2 separate regions of the Homo sapiens genome follow, and region 1 is linked to region 2. Evidence: chromatin contacts called from ENCODE Hi-C or POLR2A ChIA-PET data. All regions are on one chromosome and are shown on one strand. The core of a region is the stretch at or near the end of the contact, and the rest is flanking DNA. Distances in the headings are between cores, read along the strand shown.

What was found. Hi-C counts contacts between places; a loop is a spot of excess contacts on that map. ChIA-PET counts read pairs that join two places held with the same protein, here RNA polymerase II (POLR2A). Pooled maps may share reads with other maps.
Region 1: a map of Calu3 shows a loop between it and region 2 (12-fold over the local background). The contact joins two enhancer-like sites. A Hi-C loop is called at or near these places in 8 of 168 maps with a recorded cell type or tissue (CD8-positive, alpha-beta T cell, Calu3, aorta and 5 more), 4 of 37 single-sample maps with no recorded cell type and 25 of 50 pooled maps. POLR2A ChIA-PET finds 5 or more read pairs at or near these places in 1 of 52 experiments (PC-3).

What each region holds. Positions count from the first base shown.
Region 1 is chr15:96,891,502-96,898,805 of GRCh38, forward strand. No RefSeq gene overlaps it. Among named protein-coding and RNA genes, the nearest start is that of SPATA8, 110 kb to the left of the region's middle. Within about 2 kb of position 1,955, at least 2 of the 41 ENCODE cell types and tissues checked have a DNase peak (open chromatin) inside an H3K27ac peak, as active enhancers do.
Region 2 is chr15:95,256,835-95,263,680 of GRCh38, forward strand. No RefSeq gene overlaps it. Among named protein-coding and RNA genes, the nearest start is that of LETR1, 67 kb to the right of the region's middle. Within about 2 kb of position 2,762, at least 8 of the 41 ENCODE cell types and tissues checked have a DNase peak (open chromatin) inside an H3K27ac peak, as active enhancers do.

The DNA.
Region 1 (7,304 bases), core at 705-3,204, 1.6 Mb after region 2:
TTCTAATAACGCACTCATGTGTAAGCTAATAACGTGAACAGAGGGAAAATGAAGAGACTTAAAAAAAAAAAAAAAAAGGAAAAAAGCAGAATGAATTAGGGCAATTGAGGTCGCTCTGTTTCATTTTTGCTGGAAGGATTTTAGCCCTAGTTTTTACCTTATCGCTTATTACACAATTTACGATAAAATGAGATGTGATTCCATTCTTATTGTTGTGCTATAGTCTATTGAACATGCATATATAGAATTCATTTCAGATTTAAACACTATCTTAATTATAAACTGAATAAAATGGACAACCTATCAGGTTTTCTAAATTGCATTCTAACAAATAGTTTCATTTTTTATCACATTTCTACTGTTGACATATTGGGTATAATAATGTTCAGGGAATATTCCCTTTTAATGCAGTGTCTTAATTGTGCCAAAGTATTTCCCATGTGACAACTAATAGTTTATTTCTGACTTACAAGTTTGAGAACTTTAACCGTATGTCATGCCTTGCAATATTTTTCATGATGATCTGCTTAAATAACACTATCAGGAATTTTTTTTTGTTTTAAAATCACCTACAAATGATATATATTTTGCATATTGAAAAGACATCATAAGTATATTACATGTAACTTTCTATTTTCTTTAATAAATAATGTGATTGCTTGTATTTAGGATTCATTTACAGACACTTTTCCAACAAAAGACTTACGTACATTAAGTTGAAAATATTGAAAGAAATATCTCAATTGTGATTAAAAATGAAATACCCAGTTAATGGAATATAGAATGCAATTTTTAAAGAAAAACATATGTGCCAGAACCTGAAAAGTTAAGTCTTATTTTTATATTTACTCACTACAAACTGTGAACGTTGCTTTAAATGAAAAATACGTACCTGATTAAACATATAGTTTTAAAGTAGTCCTAAATATAGTATATTTAAAGTAATCCTTCAAAGTAATTCTGAGTTAATAGCATGGGTCCTAATCCTCAGAATGTAATGCTATGTATTCTTTAAAAACGCTGATTTGTATTCATATGATATTTTAAAATGTAAAAGAATAATCATGCTGAGAAAAATCTGACATTGGAAACTGAAGACAACATATAATTTTGTAATTAAAGGTAAATTTTTCATATGTGCAGCATTTGTTGAAGAATTTCTAACTTAAAAATCACTTAAATTTAATTTTACATGTCAAATACATAACTATTTCACTGACACAGGGGAAAGAATTTAATTAGCACTTTAATGTTAATTGTTTATTAATGTGTTAAGCTTATCAAACTGCCTCATTTAACTTAATAGATATTGCTATACTTTCGTATATTATTCTAATAAAGTATACAATTTGGATTTTTTTCCCTTCTTTTTCAAGTTCCCATGCAACACCTACACGTAAACCTGGCCAACTGGTCTGTTAGAACAGAGCGGGGTGTTTCCTGAAGTTTGAACCTAAACTATTAAATAAAACAGTTATCCTGCAAGACCCAAGAGCTATTACTGCCTACTAATGTCGTCTTGCAGATACTTTTTTTGAACAGTACACAAGAAAGTTGATTCATTTCTCTCTCTCTTTGACTATAAGTAGGGGGTTGTCCAACACACACACACACACACACACACACACACACACACACACACACAATTTTTAGTCATTTTTTTCAATTTAAATGATTTGCTATCACAGTTACTCCATCTTTTATCTCTAAAATAGTTTCAACCCTGTTAATGTGTGCATGTACTTTTTTCTTATCAGCCTCTCAGCAGCATTTGTGATTCATAGCAGCCATCAAAGTGATAATAAACTCATTCACAATACTAACAAACACGGGGCTCCCAGTTATTTACGAGGCAAATTCACTGCAAGGCTGGGCTGTGGAACGGGAGAATCAAGATGGTGTTGATTGATAAATTGACAGGTTAATTTACAAGTGGATAATAGGAGTTAGACCCAGAGGGAAAGAAGGAAGGTCTGAATTCTAGCTTGGTTGCACTGCCATCTGTCTTATGCCCAGAAAGCTGCAGGACTGCTGGCTGGCAGGATCAAATACATACACATTCTTCATAACTTAAAGACAAAGACCTCCATTTACTGCTTTTTGATGGGTTTGTTGCCTTGGTTCTTCACACAATTGACCCTCAATATGTCACAAACAGTGCCACGTCTCAGTGTTTTTTATAAGTGCCACTTAGAACATGACTTAGAATAAGTTATTCTGTCAGTTTCACAAAAACAATGAACAAAATTGCTTTCAAGACTATATTTCACAAATATTAATTGTCATTGGATTGTTGAAGAGTGAATGCATTCTTTCAGATTTCCAAAGCCTCTGAGATGTCCTTGTTCTAGGATGTACATCGCCCCCCACCACCCCCACAAAAAACACACATATACCTTTTCTTTTTCATCCTTGGTATTTAGATGCTATCGGTCTAGCTATTTACAAGATAGGGTAAAGCAAATTGTATGAATCTCATGTTAAACATTTGCATCACTGTTTTTCCTAGAGTTTTATTGTTGTAAATTTGAACATATTTCATAATTTTAAACAATAAGTTTACAAAGTTCTTTTCAAAATGGAGTACTAGTGCATTTGTTTATGTTTCATTTCCAGTGAAATATTTTATTGTACAGGCCAGCCATTTTTATTTTAGTTTTGTAGGAACAGGCCATTAAAAATCTTTTAGGTCTTGTGTAACAGGGACATATTATCATAAGTTCTCAGGAAATTGCCTCGATTGGGCTAGTGCCACTGTGAGTTAGATGGCAAATTTGCAACTACTGTCACTTTGGGAGAAAACCTAGTCTTTGGTCTTTTAAAATTGGTTGGTTAGCAGCAGTGGCTATGCTGGGGGCCTCCAAAATTGCCGGGCTGTGGTTCTTACTTGCCAGCACTTATAATTCTGAAAGTCGCCGGTCTCAACCCAAACCTTTTCTCCCCATATCGCTACATTGTAGGCGAACACCCTTCTCAGATTCCAAATCCATTTAATGCTTAGTTCATGTTAAAACTTGGTAGGTTTGAACAAATACTGAGGAGTTCAACACATTTTCAAAGGAAATTGAAAAAGGCACAAAAGAGCATGTCTGCTCAGCTTCTGCAATTCATTACGAAATGCCAACACTAATACTATTTTTAAACAGATTGCTCCTATTAATCAAGGTATTAAAATAAACTATTAAAATTATGCCTCTAGTTGAGTAACATGAGAAAGCCCATGGAAAATATCTGGTCAAGAATGAATGTCAGAAAAATAAAAACAAATAACTTTGCATGCATGGAATTTTATGGTGTCACAAGGTTAAAAATGTCCCCTTAAAGGGTAAATATCCTTTGAAAAGAAAATGCATTTATGTGTGAATGGGAGGTTGAATGGCCTTTACTGCTTTGTTTAAACATAGACAATCATCTTTGTAATTTTTTTTGGCAAGTTGTATATTTTTCAAAAGAGACTCATAAAAGATCGCATGTTTAAGATTGCTAATTTTTCTTGATGTGGTGACTTTTTTATTAAAAGGGAGTCTTTTCTTCAGTAAAGTGTTTAAGTAGTTTTTAAATTTCACAATCTACAGATTGAAAACCTAAATTCTTTCCTCAGACTGTGAAGCAAGGCATTTTCTTTCTGAGGACTACTTAAACTTTGCATTATATATTTTCTATTTAAAGTCTCAGTGACAACAAGTGTTATGCAAAATAGGAAAATAATTGATAAGACAGCTTATAGAAATGTATGCTTTTATACATATTTATATAGGGAATGTAATAGAAGAAAAATATGCTCAAAATTTAGTTTAATACTTATCTCCTGTCTCTAAATTCCAATTGTAAAACTGTTAGATTCATAGAGGCATAATTTCTAATATATTATACTTTTTAACTTAAAATATGTTAACTTCCTAGAGATTTGTTTTTAGTGAATAATTCTCAAACCTCATGACTCCACTAAGATGTAGCAGAACTCGTTTTCATCAGAAGCATGTTGACATGGAAGAGAATAAAGGCCCAATGCAAGAATGGGCAGTCATTGATAATTTTATTTGTTTAAAATTGTGAATTATTTTTAGTAAGTGGACTTCTCTCCCGTGCACAATTAAGAAGAGGCTTTGTCTTTTTTTCTCCTCAGGTACTAAAATAAATTCTGAAGCCAAGATAACAACAACAACAACAACAAAGATATCAGATCTAATATCCCACCCAATTTCTGAGTTAAGCCAGTGACAGGTATATTTCGAAGCAAGACTATTTAGACACATTGATTTTTGTTGTCACTTTCTTCTTATTTCATATGTCACATCAAGGCTTGGAAATCGGATGAATGTAAGAAGGGTCCGCTGATCACTGTTCCTCAGGAGGAATTTTCAAAGTCAGCTAGCTGTGCTTGATGAAAGTGGTCCTGCATAGAGCTCCACTCTGCCTGCAGGGAAGTTTAGGCAAACTACACTTTACCACTTCACTCCTATTACTAGGATTCTTGGTTGTCAAGGAGGCATCTATTTAACTGAAGTCTGGTAAATCTCAAAAGTAAAGTATTAGGGAGGAAAAAAAGCTTAAATCATCTTTTTTCCTCTTACTTCAAAGTCCTTTTAAATGAACATGCAACTCCAATTCTGGTAAACAAATTTTATGAAGTAAGTCGTGCAGGTAATGCGTTCTTCAATTGTATGCTTCCAGGATAACATGTTGACATCCAATCTTTGTGTTTTGAAGAGTTTGTAATAATAAATAGAAATCAATGCTGGAGAGTGAAGGGTGCATCAATTATATTTCTTTTATCTCAAAGATTCTTTCCATGTTGTATCTATCCTTCCTCGTGAAATTTTTTTCACATTGTAAAGTGTACTGTAGCTTAATTGGCAACATAGATGCTGAGTGCTGATCAAGTCTAAATTATATTTGACAGAAATGAAACTGGCTTTATTTTATGTGAAATATAAAATATTATCATGGTCCTTGAGTTTGAAAAGGGAGATTGTGCGTGTGTGTGTGTATGTGTATCATATTTAAAAGGCAATTTCTGAATAGGTATAAATTTTTTAAAAATAAGTTAGGAAAAATACTGAATAGCTTTTTAGTCCTGAAAAATAAGCGAACAAGATAGTTGAAAAATATTAAGTGCAGTTCGACTTTAAGCTTTGCATAATATATCGTCTATTTAAGAGCTTAGTGACAAAAACTTATGCAAAATAGAAAAATAATTGATAGCCAGTTTTGAGAAATGTATGCTTTTATATCACATTTATATAGGGAGTCTAATAGAAGAAAAATGTGTTCAAAATTCAGTCTAATATTAGTCTCCTATCTCTAAATTCCAGTTGTAAAACTATTGGAGTTACAGGGGCATAATTTAAGTAAGTGATAAAATGTTTCAAACTAATATTATTTAGAAAAAATGTGGCTTATTTCTACCACTTAAAAAAGGGGAAGTCTAAAACGGACTGATAAAGTCTCAAGAGGATGCGGTTTGGGCACTTTGAGGGAGGCACCCTGCTTAGTTCTGAAGCCGACTAGGACTGAGGGCTCCTGGACAGACCCTACAGTTTTAATGGTCATAGTCTCAAGTCTAAAACATTGCAGGGACATTTGGGCAGGAGAGAAGGATCATGGATGCCATTCTAGTGTCACAGAGGGATTTCCTTTTCAGAGCACTTACAGTGCCTTCCCCGCCTGTGGTTGAGCTAGATTTCCTTTAGGAAATTTTATTTGAGCCCACAGGGAGAGAGCACTTGCTAAGTTGTAATTTCCTCTGATTTGAGATACAGCATCTGCAGGCCTCCTGTGTAGGATCACGCAGTAAAAAAACAAAAACAAAAAACCAAACCAACACCCCCCACCCCACCAGGGTTTATCTTTTAAACTTGGCTGAATACCCAGTCATTTGTAACTCAAATTTTCCCTTAACAATGTACTTTCTTTAAAAATACATTCAAGTAATTGTGTGGACATTCTTGGACAGTGGTGTATCAGACTGTGTTAACTGCTTATTCACATGATATTTTTAGCCTAAATAAAAGTTTATCTTAGGCACGTTATTTGAACAATTGAATTAAGTTAATTAAAAGAGTAGAATGTTAATATATTAACATAAATGAGCATTTATGAAAAACTGGGATTGCGATAGTTTACTGAGAATGATGTTTTCCAATTTCATCCATGTCCCTACAAAGGACATGAACTCATCATTTTTTTATGGCTGCATAGTATTCCATGGTGTATATGTGCCACAATTTCTTAATCCAGTCTATCATTGTTGGACATTTGGGTTGGTTCCAAGTCTTTGCTATTGTGAATAATGCCGCAATAAACATATGTGTGCATGTGTCTTTATAGCAGCATGATTTATAGTCCTTTGGGTATATACCCAGTAATGGGATGGCTGGGTCAAATGGTATTTCCAGTTCTAGATCCCTGAGGAATCGCCACACTGACTTCCACAATGGTTGAACTAGTTTACAGTCCCAACAGTGTAAAAGTGTTCCTATTTCTCCACATCCTCTCCAGCACCTGTTGTTTCCTGACTTTTTAATGATGGCCATTCTAACTGGTGTGAGATGGTATCTCATTGTGGTTTTGATTTGCATTTCTCTGATAGCCAGTGATGGTGAGCATTTTTTCATGTGTTTTTTAGCTGCATAAATGTCTTCTTTTGAGAAGTGTCTGTTCATGTCCTTCGCCCACTTTTTGATGGGGTTGTTTGTTTTTTTCTTGTAAATTTGTTTGAGTTCATTGTAGATTCTGGATATTAGCCCTTTGTCAGATGAGTAGGTTGCAAAAATTTTCTCCCATTTTGTAGGTTGCCTGTTCACTCTGATGGTAGTTTCTTTTGCTGTGCAGAAGCTCTTTAGTTTAATGAGATCCCATTTGTCAATTTTGTCTTTTGTTGCCATTGCTTTTGGTGTTTTAGACATGAAGTCCTTGCCCATGCCTATGTCCTGAATGGTAATGCCTAGGTTTTCTTCTAGGGTTTTTATGGTTTTAGGTCTAACGTTTAAGTCTTTAATCCATCTTGAATTGATTTTTGTATAAGGTGTAAGGAAGGGATCCAGTTTCAGCTTTCTACATATGGCTAGCCAGTTTTCCCAGCACCATTTATTAAATAGGGAATCCTTTAAAACCAAACACCGCATATTCTCACTCATAGGTGGGAATTGAACAATGAGATCACATGGACACAGGAAGGGGAATATCACACTCTGGGGACTGTTGTGGGGTGGGGGAGGGGGGAGGGATAGCATTGGGAGATATACCTAATGCTAGATGACGAGTTAGTGGGTGCAGTGCACCAGCATGGCACATGTATACAT
Region 2 (6,846 bases), core at 1,512-4,011:
TTTAAAGAACATTTGTGAAAACAAAGATGTCAATCATAATAACATTTAATGAGAAGATAATCTGAGTATCTTATTGCTACCATTTATCTTAAGGGACAAATTCTTTTTCCACGTTGATATGGAGGCTTAAACTTATCGACATTTTCATTTGAAAAAATAATATGTAGATTATGCCAAATCTAAAAATTCACCTCCAGTCCCCAAAGAAGCAATTCCCTTGGCTCTTCTGTGTGTGTACTGAGGTCAATATGGCAGCAGGTACTTCATGAGGCCGCGTTGTTGAGGGAACCCAGAGGATAGACAGATTGGCCATTTTTCACATTTAATTTCCTTGTTCATACAACTGCACAACAGCACTGAGTTCAAACCTGCCAAGACGAATTTATACCTCACTAGCCCTATTCGTTAATTACAGAAATGGCATTTATTTTAAGCACCAAAATGTACCATCAACGAAAAGATGGACGCAGCATCTAACAGTGCTTCTGATGATCACTCAGACCATAAAATTCTATTTTTTTGTTACTGCCATTTTTTATTTTCCCAGCACTTTAATATTTCTTCCCAAAGCAGAATAGCACAAAGATTTTTTTTTTTTTTTTTTTTGACACAGGGTCTCACTCTGTCGCCCAGTCTGGAGTGCAATGTCGTGATCTTGGCTTACTAAAACCTCCGCCTGCCAGATACAAGGGATTCTCCCATCTCAGCCTTCTGAGGAGCTGAGACTACAGGTGTGTGCCACCATGCCTGGATTCTTGTATTTTTTGACAGAGATGGAATTTCATCATGTTGGCCAGGCTGGTCTCAAACTCCTGATCTCAAGTGATTCACCCGCCTCAGCCTCCCAAAGTGCTGGGATTACAGTCATGAGCCAAAAGTGCCCCGCAAGAATAGCAAAAAGATCTATTATGGATTTAATATAGAACATTTTTAAGCGTGGCAAAACAAGTAGATGATGGTTAAAAGGTGACATGACCAATAGGTTGGTATGTTATGATGGCATAAACCAATCATTTTACATGATTTTCCACACTAAATTTCCCGGATGTTGTGGCCATGAGCCAAGATATTTTATGTCATTAATCCACTAGCTAGAATTTAGTTGAGGAGCTAATTCAGAGAGCTTGGAATAAAAACTTTGAGTTGGGTTTTTGGTAACTGACATGTGCTATGTTTAAATGAAATATGCTTGTTGCACCACTGACCCAAACGAGCAAAGTGCTAAGGTATTGGAGATGATTACTTATTTTACATCATCAGAAATGAAGTCTAAGGAGAAAAGGTGCCACATTTTTGCCTGCTTTTTTCTTTCCTAGGGCTATCTATACCCTTGACAAATTTGATGTTCAGAATTTTTGCCCTTTAGAAGTTTTTAGTAGAGTAATTTGAAAGACAGGTGCTCATTTAAGTGAAAACAAAATTATATATATATACATACATATCGCCATATTTTTCTCTCAAAAAGTTAAAAATGACTTGTGGATTTTGCTTAAACATTTAAAAATTCATTTTTTCAATGATCAAGAATTACCAAAATGATTGATATTTGTGTTGTTATTGTTTCTAAATATAATAGTGCTGCTTAAAATGGTCATGATATGCATTTACTTTAGATGACACTTTAGGTGACTTATAAAATGCATAGTTTAGACTGCATAGGCATTCTGAGTTTGCATTAACATAAAAAATGTGCATTCTAATCCCACTTAGGTAACATAGAGAAAAAGTCTACACATCAGGAGAAAACAACTAAAATGGAGATAGGAACTTGTTTTTTGGACACCTTTTGGCACCCACCATCACAGATTTTACAGTCTCAATTTCTCCTGCACAGATCCCACTGACAAAGGGTATTACATTTTGCTGACATCAGTGACCTGGCATCACGGAATTATTCCCTGCTTCGGTTTACAGAGGAATAAACCAGTAATTAATTATATATCAGAACATGAGAATCGACCTGGCAATAATGTACAGGCTAAGAACTCTATTTACATATGTAGGTTATTTAAAATATGTCTTGTTAAATAAATATTTAAAACACTTCCTTATTTAGCTTATACACTGTTTGGACTGAAGCTGCAATCCTCATTGCAGAATGTTCGAAAGAGTAAGAGTGTTGTCAGAGATTTTCATCTCTGCCTGACCTGCAAAATCTCCTCTTTGTGCATGGCAGGGCATACAAAAAATCTCTTTAATGAAAACAACAACATAAACTATCTCTATTGGCACTGACATAAATAATGAAAGTAGAAATTTCATCCTGAGAAAATCACAAAACTTATTTTTAGGTTGAGGGAAGTAGAACAAGAGGCCCAGGCATAAATTAATCACAATCGACATGACCACCTCAGAGAGAGCAGTTAAAAGTAGACAGTAAGGGAAACAAATGATTTCACAGAAAAATGTTCTCCTCGCTGTTGGTCTTTTTCCCCTTGTAAATATCCAGAATTGCTTTTAAAGTGGAAATAAAATAAAATACAGGACTTAAGACTTTTCCGTATCTCTCAAATCAATATACAGCCACAATTTTGAAACAACCATAATAATGAGAATACACAAGACAACTCCAATAATGTGGGAAGACAAACTTTGCAATTCACATCATGGCCACACTAAGACTCAGTTAGGGTCCCAGAAGGTATTCAATGTATTTCTGGGGGCTCAGAAATTAGCTTTTTTTGGGAGGATATCTCTATACCTGCAACTGCCCAGTTTTCTCCAGAGCATGTTTGCTCCCTTCAGAATGGAATCCCGACCATGACGATTTCTGATCCACCAGGGGGAGCAGTTCACCAGCACAAAACAAGCCTTCCCCAAAGGAAGTCGCTGAAGGCGCCTTTTCCTCTCAATTTACACAGCTGACAACGACTCTGATTTTTATCAGTTCTCCTAGATGTGGCACTCATATACCTCATACTGATTTCATATGCCTGACCTCATGCTGGTGGGATATGTGTTGTTCCATCACGGACACATATGCCCATGAGCAGGTTTTTCTGTAGGACTTGACATTCAGTCCTTGTAATTTATAGAAATTCCTTGTTTTATTATAGGAAGTAATTTAGTCTCTGCTTCTTCGCCAGCTTTTATGGACAAAACCGATAGATTTATCAAACTGCTTATTTCATACTTATTCTAGGGCAAGGACATAGTGGAGAAGCTGATCTTTGGGGTGTGTGTAAGGAGGTATGTGTGGGAGAGGTACTCCCCCGCAAGGTCTTGAAGCCAGGCATCTACCACAGCTTGCTGATAGCACCCCTTCTTTCTCCAGCAAGCCTTTTTCCTGCCCTCAGACTAGAGCCCTGGGACTCGGAAGGAAAACAGCTGCCAGAGAAAGGCCAGTGTTGGTGATAAGCTCTTTGTGTGCAAGCTCAGACTTGAGACCAGCCTGTCCAAACAAAACAGCGGTGGACTTCAGGAGAGCTGTGTATGGGTAGAGAACCTCAAGCCTGCTGGTGAAAAAGCCAACCAGAGGACTACACTAGCCCTTGTTTTGCAAATGGCTCCACAATCCACTGAAGGAATTTCCCTAGGGGCGCCAAGTTTTAACTTTGACAGAAGCCAGTCCTTTTGGCCCCTTATCCCAAGTCTCTACCCTGGCACTTCAGCTCACTGCTCTCTGACAGTCCTTACTTCTTAAGGTGTAGACTCTGATCAGCAGCTTTGGCATCAGCTGGGAAATTGTTAGACATGCAGAACCTCAGGCCCCATCCTGGACTTTTGGAGTCAAAATCTGCCTTAAAAAAAAAAAAAAAAACAGGTGACTAAAGTGCATGAAAGTTGAAACTATGCACAAAGACTCTTGTCTCTGAATAGGTCTGCTTCTATTAGGATGCAGAAAAGATGCATAGTTGTGTTCTTCAAATAGAAGTCATAGATGTCAAGATTATTACACGGCCTTATCATATACGTAACCAAACTCTCAAAGCAGCAGGGACAAAGCAGAGAATTTAGTCTTTCAAAGAAAAGACTTGGTTCTGGAACATAGCAGCTTTCTGGCACCTCATTTGTACTTCATAGGTACTGACTCCATTGGGAAGATTAAGTGAGCACCTGACACACAGAAGATTCAGTTGACCCTTCTTTTCCTCTAAAATTGAGTTTTCAATCTATGAAAATCAACCCGGGATTTGGCTATTAACATTTTTTTCTTTAACTTTACTATTTTCTGCCTTTTTTTTTGAAGGTAAGGTTTTGCTCTGTCACTCAAGCTGAAGTGCAGTGATGCAATCATAGCTCACTGCAGCAGCCTCGAATTACGGAGCCCAAACAATTCTTCTATCTCAGCCTCCCAAGTACCTCAAACTAGAGGCACACGCCAATACACACAGCGAATTTACTTTATTTTATTTTTGTAGAGATGGGGGTCTCATTATGTTACCCAGGCTGGTCTTGAACTGCTGGCCTCAAGTGATCTTCTAACTTCAGACTCCCAAAGTACTGGGATTACTGGCATGAGCCGCCTTGGCTACCTTTGCTAATATTTTATTACTTCTGAATAAACCGTGGAGAAAGAAATAAATCTTAAGCCATCCTATATATTTACTCATTAGTTGCTTTGTTTAATGGCTTTGAAGAGGAGAAAGTTGAAAGAGCTAAAATAATCATTTGAGATTTCTGATGAGATTCCAAGACTTACCTTGGACACTGTTTTATCAAGGCTAACTAAAGAAGGGGAATTTATTCTAGAAAAAATAATAAAGAACTATCTCATTAAAAATACCCCCCAAACAGCTAATTTCCAACCACACATCTGTTAATATTGTCTCCTGAACACTCACAGCTGGATGGAGTTAGTGACAGGTATTTGAGGTGTCGTAATAGGACACATTGTCTGTATTTCTTTGATGACTTAAGGAGCAATATTCTGCATTGCTCATTTTTTCTCTGGCCTTTACACTATTCTTTTGCAAATGCTGTAATGTGATATTCTGAATTTTGGCACAAATTCGTTAGAAGGCAAAACTATCCTGAGTATCAACTGCTTGGTTACCAAGTTGGATGTAATCCCTTCCGAGGAAAATCAGTTATAGAATTATGATATTGGGTTTATTTCCTGACAGGGTAGAGATTTAGCATGGCAGACAAGAGGGAAGGCTATCCTCAAATCTGATGTCCTGGTTTTGCCCAGGCCTGACCAAGACATTTAAATTCTTCACACATCGAAGAGACTCCTGGGTTCCGGGCCCCTCTATAAGGTCTGGGGTGGGCATGGGGCAGGGGAGGGTAAACATGCAGCTCAATGTGAACAGCGTGGGAGGGAAAATTGGCTTGCATACAGGGAGCTAATATCCAGAGAGTTTTTGACAGCTTCTCCCAAGATCTTCTTTCCTGCCCTTCCAGATGGCCTTCCTCAGACAGTTTTCCTCTCTGGGGTCTGTCATTCAATTTTCAAAGGAAATAGCGACATTCCAACGACTAAACTAAAGAGAAGTATTTACTTGTTATTCCAGACCTACTTCAAAGGACATACAGATTTAATAAAATATAAGCAACTTCGTTATTTACTCCTCACCCCTAAACCAACTTCATTGTTTTACTCAGTAGTCCAGATAATTTCCTTACTATTCAGTTTATATTCCAGAACATCACATTTTATCGGTTTCAGCTTCCAAATATTCGGCATGATGTGCCCCTACCCCAATTAATATTATAAGCTTCTGTAGAAACCTAGCAAGAGGAATGTTGAATTAATATGAATGTATCTGATTTATTAAAATTTCATCTTGAATAGAGATGGAAAGAATAGGCAGAGAAAGGGAGATAAGTCTCCTCCTGATGCAGACTCATTGCCAACACCAAAAAGGGTGAGAACCTCAGGACTGGCTCAGAACCTCAGGACAAATATACCAGCCCCGGTCAGAGCTGGCTCTGCATAGACTGGAAGTTAGAGAAGGTGAGGGTCTCATTTTCAGGGTGCACTGGATAAATTAGATATAACAACTCAGTGAAATGGGAGCTGCTTGCTTTTAAGGACACAGATCTTCCCGTTCCTTCTGGGTTTCTTAATTTTTATAGCCATAATCAAGGACGATAAAATTGTTTTTTCTTGTTAAGCATTAATGTAAAAGCTGAATAGTTAGTGTACATTATCACTGCTCTTTTTTTAAGCGTTGTAGCCACATTCACAAATATCAAAGTCCTTTGCAAGATGAAAACAACCTCAGACATGTAGGAGTGGAGTATTGCCAACATCTAGGAGAAAAAATAAAATGTCTTTCATTCTTTCATTCCATCTTGGGCCAAATTTCTTTGGAGAGGGACTTTTACTGGAATGTGGTAAAAATATAAAAAGTCTGAATGTCGCCCATAAGTGCCTTTCATTGGTATCCCTGTAAAACGAGAGACAGAGAGAGAGAATCCTAACATTTAAAGGGTTTGGGGATGAAGCCCTTCCCTTATCTTTTAATCTTTTATCCTTATAAGCATTTCCAATCTGCAAAGGAAAGGGATGAATCCTAGAAATGATTCTCATGATGAACCTCGAGGTTAAAAAGTGGTTTTCTGTGGCTCAATTCTGTTGAATCTTATCCAGGCTTATTCATATCTGCAGTATAAGGCAAGAGAAAGAGTTTAGAAAAATGAAAGATTATCAGGAAGAAACAAAGCTTGCATTCTTAGGAAGTTTATCATCAGAGCAGAATTTTCTGATACTGGGTACGTATTTCCTATGTCAGCCTTGCTCTGGAATCTTCACTTAATAATAGACCCACAGGAAGTGTCCCTTGTCAAGCTATGGTAAAGAGTTAATTGCTTTTAAATCATCTTAAACTGAGGCATCCTGGATTTCAGTTAGGTAGCTATCAAATTTTTGAAAAATACTTCAAAAGAACAACCAATGCT